Regions from separate parts of the Homo sapiens genome. Here region 1 is linked to region 2. Evidence: chromatin loops called from intact Hi-C (ENCODE). Cell type or tissue: heart left ventricle. All regions are shown on one strand. Links, peaks and the distances in the headings refer to the core of each region. The heading gives the core; the rest is flanking DNA. Region 1 overlaps ALPK3 (alpha kinase 3). Region 2 overlaps PDE8A (phosphodiesterase 8A).

Evidence for each region. Hi-C counts contacts between places; a loop is a spot of excess contacts. Peaks named below come from ENCODE experiments on the same cell type or tissue, not always from the same donor. Only the 100,000 strongest peaks of a DNase experiment are listed, where the experiment ranks them.
Region 1: a loop joins it to region 2, with 2.4 times the contacts of the local background. A loop is called at or near these places in 3 of 110 quality-filtered maps.

The regions. Positions count from the first base shown.
Region 1 is chr15:84,861,006-84,868,610 of GRCh38, forward strand. ALPK3 (alpha kinase 3) reads left to right here. Exons shown (of 14, transcript NM_020778.5): 10 at 1,630-1,910; 11 at 2,547-2,635; 12 at 3,437-3,660; 13 at 6,312-6,360; 14 at 7,106-7,605. The coding sequence ends at 7,451. Among named protein-coding and RNA genes, the nearest start is that of SLC28A1, 20 kb to the right of the region's middle. RefSeq lists enhancers at 1,113-1,614, 2,183-2,684, 2,685-3,184. In heart left ventricle, for the core only: a CTCF peak has its summit at 3,278; no DNase peak of the experiment used is centred there; H3K4me3 peaks cover 615 bases; H3K27ac peaks cover 1,218 bases.
Region 2 is chr15:85,041,965-85,046,964 of GRCh38, forward strand. The region is part of intron 1 of PDE8A (phosphodiesterase 8A); the gene reads left to right. Among named protein-coding and RNA genes, the nearest start is that of PDE8A, 63 kb to the left of the region's middle. RefSeq lists an enhancer at 2,493-2,572. In heart left ventricle, for the core only: a CTCF peak has its summit at 2,506 (motif pointing left); no DNase peak of the experiment used is centred there; H3K27ac peaks cover 1,599 bases.

The DNA of each region.
Region 1 (7,605 bases), core at 1,285-6,284, 180 kb before region 2:
TTAGTAATCAAATAAAATTTAATCAATATCAAATAAAACCTCAACCTCAAAACTAAGTAATAATTATTTAATATCATCAAACATCCAGTCAGATTTCCCCAACTGTCTCATATGCGTTGGTTTATTTGAATCAGGAACCACTCATTGCTTTTGGCTGATGCAGCTCCCAAGTCTCTCTTAATATTTAACAGTTCCTCCTACTTTATTTGTTTTCTTCCTTTGCCATATGTTTGTTAAAGTCACTGGTATAGAATTTCTAACATTCTGGATTTTGTTGATTGTGTTCCCATTTAACATGTTAAATGCTTCTTCCAAATTGGTAATCAGATTTAGAGGTTTGGTCAGATTCAGGTGTGATTTTTTTTTTTGGAGGAGGGGCAAGAATAACTCACAGGTGCTGTGTATACCTTTTGCATCCTATCTGGAGGCACATACTGTCAGATTGTTTCACTTTTAGTAATGTTAAGGTTGGTCACTGGGTTCATTCAGGTGCATCTGTGTGATCCATCCCCTTTTAAAGTTAAAAACAATCTGATACAAACCCTATTGTTATCTAGGGGTTTTGGCAGTCACTGATTATTGCCTAAATCTATTATTTCATTAGCAGTTGCAACATGGAGATAGTTTAATTTGGTCTTTTCTTCTTCATTCATTAGCTGATTTTTTTCTGTAAAAAAGGGATGATTATTTGGTTATCCCAATACGTTAAGTTCCAACAGGAAATGAAGGATAAATACTTGCTCTTTTCCCTTTAGTTACTAGAATTTAGAATAACGAGTTGGTGCCCTACCCTACCGTTTTCCATAGGTGACCAGTGAGGTTTATTTTTTGAGGGAGGAGATTGGATTCTTTTTTTTGTTGTTGCAACTATGAATACATGGATTTTTAACATATTTGATATGTTCAATATGTTGCAGTAATTATTTTTGTTGCCAAGATTGTTTCCTTTTTGGCCCAAGGGAGCCCCTTCAGGTTGGCCCCTGTGTCCTTCTGCCAAGTCTCTAATAGCTTTTGCTAGCTCTCTTGCTTTCTGGATTCACACGATATTTCAGGTCCTTGCTGTACACTTTCTGCCTAGACCTGGAATCAACCATTTCTTTAGAAAGCTCTGGTTTCCCTTTAATGGGAAATTATATTTAGCGGTCACAATTTGAGCATTAGGGGTGCTCATTGCTGCTGGATTGGTCCTGCAAACTTTTTGTTTCAGTCAAACGTGTTGGTTGAAATGGAGTCATGTATTCATCTGATCAAAACAACGAATTCCAAAACAAAGTAATTCTGGTATTCTGTATTGATTATTGTTGCCACAGAAAACCCCTGCCTTCCACAAACACATCCTGAGCACTGTGTTTGGACAGTGCTTAGGACGCATTTGTGGAAGGCAGGGGTTATGTGATGGATACCACATGGGTACCGCTAGATGGCAGGGGTTGAATCAAATAGAGTTTCTGCCCCAAGGAGCTCATAGTCTGGTGGGGACTTAATGTGCCCAAAGAGCAGGCGTGGACGGAAAGTGAGCCCAGCAGGTTGGCAGGGTGGGAGGCTCTTCTGGCCTTTTCCTTCCCTGTGAGCCCCACATTGGTGAGACAGGAGCTCCTGGTCTCCCACATTTCTCCTGTTCCCCTTCAGTTGGAGAAGAGATTGAGATGACCCCTATGGTGTTTGCTAAGGGTCTGGCTGACTCTGGCTGCTGGGGGGACAAGCTCTTTGGGCGACTGGTAAGCGAGGAGCTCCGAGGGGGTGGATATGGGTGTGGCCTTCGGAAGGCCTCCCAGGCCAAGGTCATCTACGGGCTGGAACCCATCTTCGAGTCGGGCCGCACGTGCATCATCAAGGTGTCCAGCCTGCTTGTGTTTGGGCCCAGCAGTGAGACTTCTCTTGTGGGCAGAAACTACGACGTCACCATCCAGGTACTATGTCCCATCTTCACACCCCATTCTTTTATTCTCTCACCCCCTCCCCTTTCCCAGCCCAGGTCCTGTTAGGATGCCCAGTATCGAGGCAGAAGGCATCTCAGTCTCAACCTTATGAGGCTCCTAGGAGGACCTTGTGGAAAGCCTGAGATGCAGCCCAGAATTCAGATGCTTGGCCTCAGAGAGCTTGAGAGCTTCAAAACGACTTGGGCCATAGTTTTCAAACTCTATGTTTGCAGCAGAAACCTTCCCCCTGCCCCATACATAATCTCTCATGGAAGCCTTGTTTATATGTGAGATAAAAGGGGGGTGCTGTGGGTGGGGTGGGCAGTCTTCCTGGCTCTACACAGAGTGGTCTCTGGGACACTGTCACATACCATAAGGACTCCCAAAAATAGTTCAGAAATCACTTCGAAAACCTCAGTTTGAAAAGAAGTCCAAAGCCGCTTGTTATACAAAAGAGGAAAATGAGATGCAGAGTGGGGAGCAGGGAGGAGTAAGCCCTTCCTCCCCCAGGGCTGGAATCCTCCTCTCAGTCCCCTAACAGAATAGGTAGCCCACTCACTTAGGGGTAGACACAGTGGAGGACTGAGGAATTTCTTTGCTCACCACATTTGGTTCCCTCATCCACAGGGGTGCAAGATCCAGAACATGAGTCGGGAGTACTGCAAAATCTTCGCAGCAGAAGCCCGGGCCGCGCCTGGCTTTGGGGAGGTGCCTGAGTAAGTACGCAGCGAGGAGGACGTGCAGTGTGCAGCACTGTTGCCTTGGGCTTCTGCAAAGACAGTGATTTCACAGCCTCCCAGGGGCATCCTGCGTTATGCCCATGTGCAAATAGGCTCACAGCCCCATGCTCAGCTCAGTGGCCTCACAAAATGTAGAAATAGAGACCTCATTTACTCTCCACTTGAGAAAAGCCTCTGCTCTGGACTTGAGTCCCGCCCACCCCGGTTCCTCATTCTTTAGTGCAGATGTTGCTGATTGCAGAGTTTGGACACAGCAATTTCTGGGACTCCATGAAGGTGATGGGGTGGGTTAAGCTAGGCAGACTGATCAGGACACTTCCGTGGTATGCAGGCAGGGTCAGTGTGGATTTTTGTAGGAGTCAGCTATAAATGGCAATTGTTTGCATTTTGAGACTTGAACTCTGACCTTTGCATACCTGGGGTCCCACTGGCAGAGAGCCACAATCTGGTTGAATCCTCTCTAAAGGTGCTCCTTCTGTTTGACACATACATGCCTCAATCCCTCACCCAAGCCACACAGTCTGCCTATGCCCATAGCAGGGTTTGGTTCTAATCCCACTGACCAAGAGAATGGACAGGACTCTGAAGCCAAAAATATCCATTTCCTTTCCCAAACTCAGGGTGGAGCTGCTTTCCTTTGCTGTCCTTTGGGCTCGGAGCTGAGAATTACATTCTTGGAAGGGCCCTTCTTTTAGGTCCAAGAATACAGAATTGGGTGGGAGGGAGGAGCTCTCTGGGCCATACTTCCTGCTTACTGCAGGGTGAAACTATGTTTAGGATCATCCCACTGTATCTGATCTACCGGCCTGCAAACAATATCCCATATGCTACCCTGGAGGAAGACCTGGGCAAGCCCCTGGAGTCTTACTGTTCTCGGGAATGGGGCTGTGCTGAGGCTCCGACAGCATCTGGCAGCTCTGAGGCCATGCAGAAATGCCAGACCTTCCAACACTGGCTGTATCAGTGGACAAATGGCAGCTTCCTTGTCACAGACTTGGCAGGTACGAGGGTGTGAGGGTGCACGGGTACGCATGTGCATGGATGTGAAAGCATGCAGAGGAGGCAAAGCCATAGTGCTTGGCTGATCGTTTACAAAGCACCTTTGTCTTTATTCTTTTTTGCTTTTCACAATAATCTTGTAAAGTAGATTGGACACGGAACATTTTGCTCGCAACCCTAATACATACCTCATGTAGCCCAGTCTATCACTGCAGCTGCATTTAAAGGAGCACAGTCCAGGCTCAATTAAAAGTAAAAAGGAATTTATTTCAAAGACCATTACATGGGGTCTAATTCAAAACCCACAACCACCCTTTTCAAAAACCTCCCTTCTTCCCTTCCCTGCAGCTTTGCTCTAGACTTTCTCACTCTCCAAGCTTCCCAAACTCTCCCTTCCATTTTAGCCCAGTAGCTTTACTGTCTCTCCTCCTCCTCCATCTTTGTTAGCTTTTCGTTATGTAAAGCAACTTAGTCTAGCTTCTTTTTAGTTTTATTCCTACGCCCCCCATTACCCAGAACTCCCCAACAAAGGAAGGCCAGCAGGCATGAACCCTCCTTCCTTCTTCAACCAGCTCTCTGCAGGCCTACTGTCATTAAGCAGAACTGGACAGAGGAGAGGAACAGAGAAAATGCTCAGGGGAAGGAGAGGTTGCTGGGAATATCACACATCATTAAATCTTGTCTCTGTGGTAAATAAGTGAGAAAACTAGAGACCAGAGATATAAAACGGACTCAAATGTGTGTTTCACTGGGGTTAAATTGTACGATAATTATTATATATATAGCTCCATATACTGGGGGGAGGGCGGGCTAGGTAACATTAAGCCATTATCAGTCAACCTATTTGTTAACTTATAAACTCATGCTTCCATCCTTTTTCCATCCAACCATTACTAAATATTGAAAAAATAAAAAGTTGAATTAGGAATGTCATCGTCCTCAAGAAGCTGTGATGAGTAGACCAGTTTCTACTGTGAGACGATAACGTGGCATAGTAGAAAGGCTTTAAAGTCGGCTGGGCGCGGAGGCTCACGCCTGTAATCCCAGCACTTTGGGAGGCCGAGGCAGGTGGACCACTTGAGGCCAGGAGTTCGAAACCAGCCTGGCCAACACAGCAAAACCCCATCTCTGCTAAAAATACAAAAATTCTGTCTGTAATTCCAGCTATTTGGGAGGGCAGGGCTTGAGAATTGCTTGAACCCGGGAGGCAGAGGTTGCAGTGAGCCAAGATTGCACTACTGCACTCCAGCCTGGGCAACAGAGTGAGACTCCATCTCAAAAAAATAATAAAGAAAAAAATAAATTTGATTTAAGTCAAAGCCCCATTCTCTTCTAGCTGAGTCTGTTTTACAAAGAAGAAAACTGAAGCTCACCCTGGTTAGGTCATTCAATCTCTCTGAGCTTCAGTTTCCTTTCCCTTTCTAGGAATAATGTCTTTCCTACCTAGCACTCAGATTTTTCATGAGGATTAAGTGAGACCATATTTGTGAAAACCTGCTGCAAACTAAAATTCTGTGCAAATGAGAGAGATCATCATTTTTACACAAAATGGAATGCTATGAATGCCAAAAGAGAAATGACAAATAAATCAATATTTATCACATTAGTCCTATGTTTCAGACACTAAGTTAGAGTCCTACACATATTATGATTTTCTCAATACTCTGTAAGATGGTCATTACTATCCTCACCTTTACACTTGAAGATTAGAGATATGAAGTGACTTGTCGAGTACCCACAGCTCAGAAGTGGTAGAGCTGAAATGTAAATCCAGGTCTGTCTGACTCCAGAGGCCACATTTGTTATTGTCTATCATATGATGGTACTCAGCCCTGTTAGTGAAAGGCAGGTTCCTAGCAAAATGCTCTGGACAGATTGAAAATGGGGGAAAGAGCATCCTAAACCTAATGTGTGAATACTAAGATACCTGGGTGGCCTGAGCACAGTGAAAACGTTTTTTCTCTATCATCATTTTGCCTGGCTCTGCCCTTCCAAGGCTTAACCTGGAAGACCATCTTGGCTTCTTGCTTGCTTGCTGCCTTTGTAAGTAGTGCAGAAGCCAGTCTTCTGTAGTGTTGCATTTCTGCTGGTCTACCCCTGATTTATCCTCTCATTCCCATCCCTCTCTTTTGTCTGGACAGACTACTGATCTGTTCAGAGGATGAAGGTTTTAGCTCAAAGCTAGAGGCTGGTCCAGGTTGTGACCTGGTCTGATCCAGTAGAGGCAGGATTGCATAGCTGGAAGAGTTTTGGCTCTAGGAATCCAAAAAAACGGAACCCTTATTTTAAGTCAAATGGCCATTGCACATGGCCAGAGCTCAATTATTGAATGAGTGAGTATGACTTTGCTCAAGCCATTTAACTCTGAGCCTATCCTCCTCACTTGTAAAAATATGAATATTATTCCTAGTAATAATCCAGAGACCTGCATGCTGTGAGACAGGCTGGTGGTGATGACCCATGAGAAGATGCTTGAAGACACACCTGCACTGACACCCAGGAAGTTGATGCCAGCCTGGGCTGGTTCTAAGCCCCCATGTCTCCAGCAGGAAGAGACATGGTTCTAAGCCACCCAGTATATCTTCCTGCTGGAGATGTGGGGGCTTAGAGCCAGCCCAGACTGGCATCAACTCCCAACTTTCTCTCTTTTCAGGGGTTGACTGGAAGATGACTGATGTGCAGATTGCTACCAAACTCCGAGGGTGAGTGGTTCTTGGGGACAGAATGCCCTCTGGGCGTCTTCTCAGGGTGTAAAATGTCCTAAGCCCTTCTGGTTCTCCATCCCTGAGGTGCTGGGCCTGGGGCCAAGTGGTCCCAGACACACCCATGGCCATGTGGTAACATCCTAGGGGCTACTGGTCCCCACCCCTTATCTCTGGCCTGGTGTGGCAGCTATTACTGATGCCACACATGGGGTCCCCTGCAATCCAGAGCTCTCACATACTCCTCCCCTCTCGCTTGAGGATGGTTGCCAAGGTGCCGATGAGTAAGGGTCCTGTGATGAGAGTGCGGACCTCGAGTCTGCTCCAATTTATGTTCAGAAGCTAAGCCATTCTTATGCCATTTAAAGTCCTGCGTGATGGATTCCATGTGTCAGGGTGTAATGAGACCACAGTTTTAAAACTGAGGCCTTGGGCCAGGCATGGTGGCTCACGCCTCTAACCCTAGCACTTTGGGAGGCTGGGGAGGGAGGATTTCTTGAGCCCAGGAGTTTGAGACCAGCCTGGGCCAAGTAGAGAGACTCTGTCTCTATTTTTTTAAAAAGAAAAACTGAGGTTTTGGCTGCTGCCACCTGAGGTAGCACCAAGGGAGAGTCCCCATCACCCTCAGATAAGGTAGGATGTACCCTGAGCACGACATCCTGATGATGGCCACCCCAGAGTCCGCCCCCCAAGGAACTGTGTCTCTGGTTGGGACCCCCACTCAGCTCTTCCTGTCTGGCTGCAGATACCAGGGCCTCAAGGAAAGCTGCTTCCCTGCCCTGCTGGACCGGTTCGCCTCCTCCCACCAGTGCAATGCCTACTGTGAGCTGCTGGGGCTGACACCTCTCAAGGGCCCGGAGGCGGCCCACCCCCAAGCCAAAGCCAAAGGCTCTAAGAGTCCATCTGCTGGCAGGAAAGGCTCCCAGCTGAGTCCTCAGCCCCAGAAGAAAGGCCTCCCTAGTCCTCAGGGCACCCGGAAGAGTGCTCCAAGTTCCAAGGCCACCCCTCAGGCCTCAGAGCCAGTCACCACTCAGTTGTTGGGACAGCCTCCCACCCAAGAGGAGGGCTCCAAGGCCCAGGGCATGCGGTAGCCTCCGCAGAGGCTGGGGGCCTCCACCCAGCAGCAGACCAACCAGGAAGCAGCTTGAACTGGATGGAGACTTTCCAAATATGGAACTAACTGGAGAAGGTGCACGAAGGAGACACCACTTGGGGACCTCTCTGAGCAGGCTCTCGTGAATCAGC
Region 2 (5,000 bases), core at 1-5,000:
TCTTTTGAACGTAAGCAAATGACTTCCTTGATTTTTCTGAGATGATTATTTGAAATTTAGAATTAGACATAATTAGTAGTAAAATTCCAAAAAGAAACTTTAAAGAAACCAATTTTTTTTTTTTAATAAAAAATAGTATAGGCCAGTTGCTAGTTGCTGAGATACTTGTATAGCCCTCTTAAAAGAAGACTCAGAGGTTTGTTTTTTGTTTTTTTGTTTTTTGTTTTGAGGGGACAGGGTCTTGTTCTGTCACCCAGGCTGGAGTGCAGTGGTGCAATAATAGCTCACTGCAGCCTCAAACTCCTTGGCTCAATTGATCCTCTCACTTCAGCCTCTCTGGTCTTAGACTACAGGTATGTACCACCGTGCCCAGCTAATTTTTTGTAGAGACAGCATCTCGCTATGGCTGGTCTTGAACTCCTGGGCTCAAGTGATGCTCCTGCCTCAGCCTCTCAAAGTGTTGAGATTACAAGCATGAGCCACCATGCCCAGCCAAGAGATGGTTTTAACAGTACAGCCTCAGGTTGAGGACAGCATTCAGAAGGTCCGATGGTTTAATACAAGAAGGAGGCTGGGGTTAACAATTTACTCTTTGTTGCAGATTTTTTTCAGATAGCTTTCAGTCTCAAAACTCACTTTCTACCCAAAGCTATGACAGAGATAGCATGTTTAGCTTCCCTACCTGGTCAAGGATGCCTTCTTTGTTCTAGAACCAAAGTAGGGGCTTTATGAATGGTTGTGCATCCACTTCCAGTAGTAATGGCTATACATTATGGAGCACTTAACTGTGTGGCGGGTACTGCACAGAGTGCTTCATATCTGTTACTCATTTAATCTTCACAATCACTATTTTCCAAGTGAAGCTTAGCAAAGTGAAGAAACTCACAGTTTTTCAGAAAGGGTCACAGTTCAAACCCCATATCTGTCTAACCTCCAGAATACGGGTTATGGGAACTGTGGGTGATTCTAGATAATTCGATTGTGTGGATTGTCATTCTCATTGTAATCTCCTTAAATCTCATTAAAGCTCATTAGCCAACCCAATAAAACCTAGGCTGGCCTTTGCAGTCAGGATGCTAGTAGTGATCAGGTATGCAGGCAAACAGCTGTAGAACCTCCAGACAAGGCTCTCTGTCTGAATATACAGTGTGTTACAGAAACATGATTGACAAATGTAAATATTCCTGAAATAGATTCATCTGAGAGAGAGGCATGCTGCTAATTTGTTAATCAATTGATTTGGTATCCATATCACCCATGCCTGCTGAATTCAGTTTTTCTTTAGAAGGGAGTTAAATAAATAGCACTGAGTTCTCAACCTTTGGCTCCCTGCTCCCTGGGGCAGCCTGTAGACCCCCCTTTTCATTCTGACAGATGAATAGGCAAGTGATCAGTTTTGTCTTTTGGGAGGGTGGAGGGAAGAGGTAGATTCTAGTCTGGCCTCCATGATTTTATACCTCAGATTGCCACATTGGATTTGAGGATCCTCAGATCTCAGTGACATGTTTGAAGAAGATCTCGGATTGGGTTATCTCTCCTATAGTTGACTATTCTCATTTTTCTATGGGTTAATTCTTACTAGTTTTACTTTCAAAGGTAATTTTAACATTTCGGGAAAACTTACATTTGTCCCCTGTATTTAATACGTTAATACGATATTTAAGAACTAGATCCTACTTTGTACAGTATTTCAAGGTATCATGAAATTAATGGTTTTTTGTTTGTTTGTTTGTTTGTTTGTTTGTTTTTTTGAGGCAGGGTCTTACTCTGTCGCCCAGGCTGGAGTGCAGTCGTGTGATCTTGGCACACTGCAACCTCTGCCTCCCGGGTTCAGGTGATTCTCCTGCCTCAGCCTCCTGAGTAGCTGGGACTACAGGTGCCCACCACCACGCCAAGCTAATTTTTGGTATTTTTAGTAGAGACAGGGTTTCACCATATTGGCCAGGCTGGTCTCGAACTCCTGACCTTGTGATCCACCCACCTTGGCCTCCCAAAGTGCTGGGATTACAGGCGTGAGGCACCACACCCAGCCAGTGTGTTCTGAAAGAAATAGTGCTTTGGAAAAATACAGTTTAAAAAAATGCCTTGTAATATGTATGTGCATTATAGAATTATAATTTCATAGCAAAAGCTTCTTGGAAAATATTTGCTGTAGATATTTAGAATTTATTGGGCATTTACTCATTGTCAGGCATTGTGGTAACTACTTGAAATAGCTTATTTAATCTGGATATCATTTTTTGCCCAACACTACGGGTTTGGGAAAAAAGGATGTGCATGATTTCACCCCAGTATATAACTAGAATTTGCAATCAGTCAGGGTAACATACACAAGGTTCACAGTAAATATTTACTGTTTAAATCGACTGATGGGAAAATCAGGAACAGGTAGGGGGAGGAAAGAGACTATGACAGTGGGGGACAGATAAAGAGTCTGGGAGAAGAACCAGGGAAAGCAGCTGAGAACTTTGCCTCAAGAGTAGACCTTGGTGCCATCTTGTGGGTGGATCTGGAAAGGACCAAGCAGATGCACATCAGTTGCTACTAAGATGCCTTGCAGAGCCCCAAATTTCCATGCCACAATGATAGAAAACTGCAAATCAGATAATCAGAACTCTGGTCTAGGAATCAGTGGATCTTAGTGATGGAATCAGTGTCCTGTCCATCAGCAAGTCCTGATCACTCTCTCCAAAACACATCCTAAATCTGTTTATCTCTGTGGCCGGCCCCAGGCCAAGCCACCATCTTCTCTTGTTTGGACTACTGCAGAAGCTTCCTTATTGGCCTTGCCTCTACTCTCATCCTCCCGTAGTTCATTCTCCATTGGCAGCCAAAGACATCTTTTTTAGAAAGAAGAATCAGATTATGTCACTTCTTTGTATAAAACCTTTAAGCGGCTTTTCATGAAATTTAGAATAAAATTCAAATGTCTTGTCCTGCCTTAGAAAACTCTGCATCGTATGACCCCTGCTTAGCTGTAACTTCATCTCATGACCTTCTTTGTATGGCCCCTGCTTAGCTGTAACCTCATCTCTTGACCTTCTTCCTCTTTGTTTCCTCCAGTGTCCCACCTTATTTCCACTGTAGGTCCTGTGCACTAGCTGTTCCTCTGCCTGGTACTCCTTCCTCCACCTCTTGCATGGTTGGCTACTTCCTGTCATTCAGATCTCACCTCCTGCATTGCTGCCTCAGAGGGGCCTTCCTTGACTCTGATTCAGTTACTCTCCATCACATCTTTCCCTGTTGTTAATCAGAGATATTGTCTGTCTTGCTGTCTATTGAATCCTCAATGCCTAGGAGACCATTTGGCACATAGTGGATGTTCAGTAAAGATCTGTCAGAAGGATAAATGCTGTTTTCCAGTTTCTTGATCTTTTTCCAGCTAGATACAGATTACGGCCAGGTTATTTTAGACTTTTCCTAATAGAGCATGAAAAGATCACAGGAATTAAATTCAGACAGAACTGGGTCCCATTCCTGCAACTACTGCTTACCAACTATTTGACCATACTTCTCTGAGTGTCAGCTTCTTCATCAATAAAATGGAGTTAATGAGCTTACCTTGCTCATAAGGTAAGAACTAAATTGGACTTAAATATGATTGGATCCAAAGTATTTACGTGTTAGATACTTTTTTCTATTAAAACTGACTGGACCATGTTGTTATTTGCATTTTCCTCTCCTGCTACCCAAGGGACAGGATTAGGTTCTTTGTACTCCTAGTATCTAGCACTGCACTTGTCTTACAGTAATAGGTGGTCCACAAGTGTCTGGATTTAGACTCTTCCACACCTAAGAACTGGTATCTCCTGACTCTTTCCAGGCTGTGTCCCTTTGATCACATTATTTCTCTTTGTCCAGAGAGAGAAACAGATGGTCACTGGTTGTACATGGAAAGCCTGAAGGGATAGTATGGTTCAGACCAAAATTGGATTTATGTCTTTACTGCAGTTCCTGGGTTTTGTATACAATTAATGTAAATTGACCCCAGGATAACTTTCTGTTTCTAATAAAAGGATGAAGGAAAAAAAGAGATCGATCATATGATTGTTTTGTAGTTCCTAGGACTTAGGCTCTTCGTAAGATTCTTCTTTCTGTTTCTTTTTTTTTTTTTTTTTTTTAAGACAGAGTCTCGCCCTGTCACCCAGGCTGGAGTACAGTGGCTCTGTCTCAGCTCAGTGCAATCTCTGCCTCCCAGGTTCAATCCCTCCTGAGTAGCTGGGATTACAGGCACCCACCACACCTGGCTAATTTTTGTATTTTTAGTAGAGACAGGGTTTTACTATGTTGGCTAGGCTGGTCTTGAGCTCCTGACCTCAGGTGATCTGCCCGCCTCGGCCTCCCAAAGTGCTGGGATTACAGGCGTGAGGCACCACGCCCAGCCATTCTTTCTGTTTCTTAATGGAATAAAGTACCTATGAAATTACTCTGAAAACTACAAGTCCTGTATTACATACATATATTTATGTAATAAGCTGGTATGAGTATAATTTCTAGATAAATGATTGGTTTAAAAAGATTAGCTGTTGACTGCACATTAATTCCAAAATATTTTTTGAATACCATGTACTAGACACTGTTTTGGGTGTTGGGAATATAGTAATGAATAAAGCAGGTAAATCCCTGTTGTTATAGAACTCTGTATTCCAGTGGGAGAAACAGACAAAAAAGAAGATAGATAATAAAATATGTAGTATACCAAATGGTGATTGGGAGCTAAGAAATAAAAACAAAGCAGGCAAGGGATAGGGAGGGTAGAGGGGAGTAGAAATTTTACAGAGGTTGGAATTATATATCTATTTTCTTTCTCACCCACCCCTAATCAAGATTTGTAACATAATAACTTTGCCTTCTAATACCACATCTAAATGATGTTAGATCAGTTAGGCAAACGAAATCAAAACTTCTAATAATTTGTTTCATATATCTGTAAACCATATTTACAAAAAGTTTTACTTTTCAATATTAAAATGCAAATCAACACCATCATATTGTCTGAT